2 separate regions of the Homo sapiens genome follow, and region 2 is linked to region 1. A link is an interaction called in ENCODE POLR2A ChIA-PET data of the cell type or tissue named here. Cell type or tissue: MCF 10A. All regions are shown on one strand. Links, peaks and the distances in the headings refer to the core of each region. The heading gives the core; the rest is flanking DNA.

Evidence for each region. Peaks named below come from ENCODE experiments on the same cell type or tissue, not always from the same donor. Only the 100,000 strongest peaks of a DNase experiment are listed, where the experiment ranks them.
Region 2: POLR2A ChIA-PET joins it to region 1 with 6 read pairs; 2 of 35 experiments call an interaction of 5 or more read pairs at or near these places.

What each region holds. Positions count from the first base shown.
Region 1 is chr15:59,164,721-59,167,640 of GRCh38, reverse strand. The region is part of intron 22 of MYO1E (myosin IE); the gene reads left to right. Among named protein-coding and RNA genes, the nearest start is that of MIR2116, 5.1 kb to the left of the region's middle. RefSeq lists an enhancer at 1,680-1,729. In MCF 10A, for the core only: no CTCF peak of the experiment used is centred there; a DNase peak (open chromatin) is centred at 1,730.
Region 2 is chr15:59,475,419-59,478,338 of GRCh38, reverse strand. All of the region lies in intron 3 of FAM81A (family with sequence similarity 81 member A), which reads right to left. Among named protein-coding and RNA genes, the nearest start is that of FAM81A, 39 kb to the right of the region's middle. In MCF 10A, for the core only: no CTCF peak of the experiment used is centred there; no DNase peak of the experiment used is centred there.

The DNA of each region.
Region 1 (2,920 bases), core at 216-2,715:
CTTCATTGGAGACTCGGGAAGAGTGTCAGGAGGTGACACACCAATACAGAGTTGAGACACGGGATTTCTGAGTGTATGGTGGCTGCTGGCAGAAGGCCATGCCTGGGTTTTTGAAGGATCCTCCCAGAGTTGCTTCTTGTTCAAGTACTGGCCTGGCCCCACTCTTATTTGAAAAACTCAATTGCAGGAAGGGTGACCACAGGTGTAATGACCCATGTTCTTGGCTTTGCTATTGTAGGTGTTGAGTTCGGTGCCATGGAAGCTCTTATTTGGGGGTCTCTGATGAGGCTTCTCATTTTTCTTCTCATTCTGGTGGCTGATCACCAGAAGGATGAGACCAAAAGTTGTGTGGCTGTCTGTCTGGGTTAATAGATTTTCCAGTACTTATCTCCAATTGGAAAAACAACCCGTAAGACGGTGCTTTTAGACAGAGGCTCCAGCTCCCTGGTCACAACATTCTTGCCCAGAATGTCTCCTTGCCTGAATCCCCTAAACTTTCTGGCAATAAAAACAGCCCGCTTCACTGCCTGTCCTGCTGACCTGAAGCATTACTGGCATCTTGACTTGCTATGGTCTGTAAGCATTGGGAACCTGGAAGTTGTCAACATCATGGGATTGAGCACCTACCTGGTGCTGAGCCCTGGTATTCGAAGGTGGATGAGGCACAGTCACTGCCTCAGGAAGCTCCTCTCATTCTGGAAGGGGGAACAGACAGCTGAGTAAACATGTGCCTTACTATAAGTGTTCCCAGCGTGATTTAAAGGATATTCCTGGGACACAAGAGAGGAGAGTGGGTCTTTGCATCTGCGGGTCAGGTGAAGCTTCTTTGAGCTGGACACGTCACTGCTGAGGCCTGCATCTGCGTCCGGGCTTTCTCAGAGAAGTTAAGAAGGTTCTGAAACTGGTGCCACTGGTTTCTCTGAGTGGTAGAATTCTGGGCAAGGTTTATTTTCTTCTTGATTCGCCTCCGTATCTTCCAGTTTCCTAAAAGCAGCATATATTTCATAATCAGGAAAGACTTTTATAAAAGCTTAAATAAAGGCAGGGCTATCCTTGGAAATTGCCTTTTCAGCTTTAAAAAAAAAAAACAAAACTCCTTCAGGACTTTCCTTGGTGTTTTGTAACTAACATTTCTGTGAAAAGATATATTGGTGAAGAGAGTAAAACAGATTTTCTAGTGTTTTCAGCAATACAACAGTAAGCCGCAAAGACAGAGGAATAAAAAAACAAGGGCAGATCCAAACCAGAGACTAGGAAGAGGTCTTTCAACACAGCTTACAGCGTCAAACATCTGTAAGGAATTGCAGCATAGGAATAAGTCAGGGGTGAAGTCCAAAGATAAGTCTGACTTTTTAGAATAAATAAACACGAAAGCTTTGTTTTCAGGTTCAGGAGCGTGGGCTAAGGAGAGCAGAATGAGCTGAGACCCTGGCCTGGGTGAAGGTGGTCTGCCTAGCTCCAATGCCTGGATCATTGAAGGGAGGGGATTTTGGAGTTGTTGGTTAAAGTCAAAGTGTCCAAACACATCTCTTCTCATTTCTAGATTCATGCTGATAATTGACCTTGAAGTTTTGGCCTGCTTGCTTTTTTCGTTATAATAGTAATGAAACTCCTAATAAATCTAAGCCCATTAAACCACTCAAGGTGACTTGTGTTGGGCTCATTTAGCCCTGTTGAATAATCACCATCCTGCCACAGTTCAGCCAGGCCACCAGGCATGACCAGACATGCCAAAGAAAGCTTTGAGCAAACAACCAAAACAGGAAGGCGTTTCATTCCTCACCCCAAAGGCCAAAAAGTGGAGCTTCTTGTTTTACTCTGGTCTTTTGCATGCACTCTACCTAATGCAGCCGGGTTCTTACACCTGGGCTAGGGTGCCAGGAGGCTTAGACTTTATTAATTCAAAATGACTTGGAAGAGCTCTTTTGAGCAGCTTTTCATAAGTGCTTTTTGGGGTTTTAGATTGCTGGCTGTACCTTTAAAGGTAAGTAGGAGGTGTTTGTTCCCAGGCACTATGGAACTGGCACGTTGGCCCTGAATTGCCTTTGCATGAGCTGTTGAGTGACGGAGATGAAAACCGTCTATTGTTTAAACCACTGCTTGTCAGGGTTTATCCTTGATCCCAACTATCACAGGAGTGGGCAAGAAGCATGGCTATGATGTGTGGATGTCTGAAAACAAACATCTGAGGTAATGATAATGACCAAGTGTTCCACCCAAATGGCTATTATTTGTCCAAAAAACACTGTAAAGGGTTCTGACTTTACGTCCAAGGGAAACTCTTTGGCTGCTCTTCAGTAAGCTGGCCATGAAAGGACCAAGCTCCTTTCCCCTGACACTGGCCTCTTGCTTCCAGTGAACTCCATTCACCGCCCCGCCCCACCCCCATGGTTTGCGCGTACTGCCATTCTACGCCTTCCTATCCAATTGTGCTGTGGTTCCTTCGACCTCTTTTTCTCCTGTGGATTACCAAGCCCCTTTCCTGTAGGAGGACTGAAAGTGGGTAATATGTAAACAGTAAGAATTTAATTTTTACAGTTCTAGAGACCGGGAAGTCCAAGGTCAAGGTGCAGGCAGATGTGGTGTCTGGTGAAGGCCCAGTCTTTTCTTTATAGATGGCGCCTCTTGTTGTGTCCTCACATGGGAGAATGACAGAAAGGGCAAACCACTCTGTCATACCTCTTCTGTAAGGTCACTAATCCAATTCATGAGGACCTCTTCCTTGTAACTTAATCACCTCCTTAAGGCCACACTTCTTAATACTAGCACATTGGTGAATGAGTTTCAACATCAGACCAAGGTAGAGGCTGTGGCTACAGCTACTGGCTCCATCACCTCTGGGTCACTAGCTCCCTGTCTCAGTCTGGAGAGAAGGTTCCTGACAAGCCTGAGATAGTCCCCCAAGATTCTCTGCCCAAGG
Region 2 (2,920 bases), core at 271-2,770, 310 kb before region 1:
TATATTCAATTAGATGAGGGCTTGATACAGTTTCCCATAACCCAACTAGGTTAAAGCCAACATTCCAAGCCAGAAGGACATCATGAAGTTGAGCACATGGGAACTAAAGTAGGTCCGCAGATTCTAACCAGCCAGGTGGCAGACCCCACTGCATGGTTCCCAAAGGCCAGAGACACAGCTAAAGCCATAAAAAGACATGGGGGTCCAAACTACTACCCCCAGCCATCAAACTGGCATGGAAAGGAAAGCTTACCACCAATAAAAGGACCACGGACTGCTCACCAGGGCTCGGCTTCCAGGGACCGATAACGGCTTAAACCAAAGACAGTATGGATAACCCAGACATGTATAATTCATAGTTGACTATATTACTTCCTCTAAATTTATAATGATGATGATCATTGGTGGAAAGTTTCTGAGGAATAAATAATTGATAAGCTTCTCCATATCACAAGGCAAACCGCTAACAGACACTGTGGATGGAGATGTATTAAAACAATAAATTCTTCCATTCAACATTTATCAAGCACTTACTGTGTATTAGTATACAAGAGTCATCTGTTTTGACACTGGTATCTGCTGAAAGAATATAAGCAATAATTATAGGGTTCTGGAAGGGGCAAGGAGACCCAGAGCTCTTGATTATGAAACATTTATTGAGCTCCTACTATGTCTTAGACATTGGTAGGTGTTGAAAATAGAAATATTAAGACTCTGTTCTAGCTCTTGAGGATCACATAGGGTAATGGTTTGAAAACATATTTTACTTTTTTTCCAGTGTATAACTGTTCAGAGTCACATGACAGAAAATCATAAAGACTTATCTAGGCAAATTTGCCAAGATACAGTGTTAATATATCTCGATTTGACTAGTTCTATCAGGGTCTAGCAGTAAGTTTCACATCTTAAGAATGGCTTCAGCTTTACTTTTGTAATATAAAATCACCTGCAGGGATGATTCTCAAAAATCAAATAACCCAGTAAAATTTTACTGCGTGAACTGAAAAACAGCTATAAACCAGCAATAATAATAATAATAAAAACTCAGGCAATTTACAGAAGATATTCTTCAAGAATCTATAAATAAAAAATACACCTTTTACATCATTGAAATACAATTTAAATATCTTCACACCTCTGTTTTAAAACTGATACTACAAGTATGAGGTTATTTTGTTCTTTGTTTTGTTTTCTGTTTGTTTTTGCTTTTTTTTTTTTTGAGTCAGAGTCTCACTCTGTTGCCCAGGCTGGAGGGCAGTGGCACGATCTCGGCTGACTGTAACCTCCGCCTCCTGGGTTCAAGTGATTCTCCTGCCTCAGCCTCCCAAGTAGCTGGGGTTACAGGCACCTGCCACCACACCCAGCTAATTTTTGTATTTTTAGTAGAGATGGGGTTTCACCATGTTGGCCAGGCTGGTCTTGAACTCCTGATCTCATGATCTGCCCACCTTGGTCTCCCAAAGTGCTGGGATTACAGGTGTGAGCCACCACGCCCGGCCAAGTATCAGTTTTATATTATGCCCACTCTCCCAATTTATTTATTTATTTAGAGATGGAGTCTTGCTCTGTCAGCCAGGCTGGAGTGCAGTGGCATGATCCTGGCTCACTGCAACCTCCACCTCCCAGGTTCAAACAATTCTCCTTCCTCAGCCTCCCAAGTAGCTGGGATTACAGGCACATGCCATCAGGCCCAGCTAATTTTTATATATATTTTTAGGAGAGATGGGGTTTCATCATGTTGGCCAGGCTGGTCTCGAACTCCTGACCTCAAGTGATCCACCCACCTTGTGGATCCCACACCCAAAGTGATGGGATTACAGGCGTGAGCCACCGTGCCTGGTGCCAATTTTTATATTACTTATAAATGAAGACTTCCTTTTAGTACTTTTTAAATTTACTCTACATCATTGTTACGGACTGAATGTTTGTGTCCTCCAAAAATTCATATGTTCACCAAGCGTGGTGGCTCATGCCTGTAATCCCAGCACTTCGGAAGACCAAGGCAGGAGGATTACTTGAGCCCAGGAGGTTGAGGCTGCAGTGAGCCATGATCATACCACTGCATTCCAGCCTGAATGACAGAGCAAGACCCAGTCTAAAAAAAAAAAAAAAATTGTAGGTTAAACTCCTAACCCTTGATGTGATGGTATTAGGAGGTGGGGCCTATAAGAGGTGATTAGGTCATGAGGGTAGAATCTTCACGAATGGGATTAGTACCTTAAAAGAAGGTCTTGCTTCTGCTCTCTACTTTCTGCCATGCAAGGATACGAAAAGACGACCATCTACAATTCAGGCAGCAGGGTCTCACCAGACACTGGATCTACCAGCATTTTGATCTTGGACTTCCCAGTCTCCAGAATCATGAAAAAGAAATTTCTGTTGTTTAAGCTACCCAGTCTATGGTAATTTGTCATAGCAGCCTAAACTAAGACAATCATGATTTCATTTTAATGAAGTTTGGCTATAAGACAGCAATTCTGATCTGTCATCAAGCATCCTAACATGTTTAGGTAGACATGCTTAAGTTCATAATACATATAAATCAATATAATTAGTGTTTCACATTGGAGTCTTAAATTTTTAAACTTCCTTGTTGTTACTTTGTCATTATATATAGTTACTACCAGTTACAAAAAAAGTAAACACTCAAATACAAACTAAATTTTTTGCCAAATTTAGATTTTACTCAGTTTTCCCTGTCTATCACGGAAATCATCACTTGCAAAATTGCACACTCCAAAAATACATGTAAATATAAAAGAGTGCTGTCTGGTTAAGGCAAGAATAACCATTACATAAAATGTGTTTCGGACGTTGGGAAAACAGCAAAATTGAAATTACTTTCTCACTGCATTGTAAATTTTTCAAAAATCATCTTAAAGAAACATGTTTAGGCCAGGCATGGTGGCTCATGCCTATA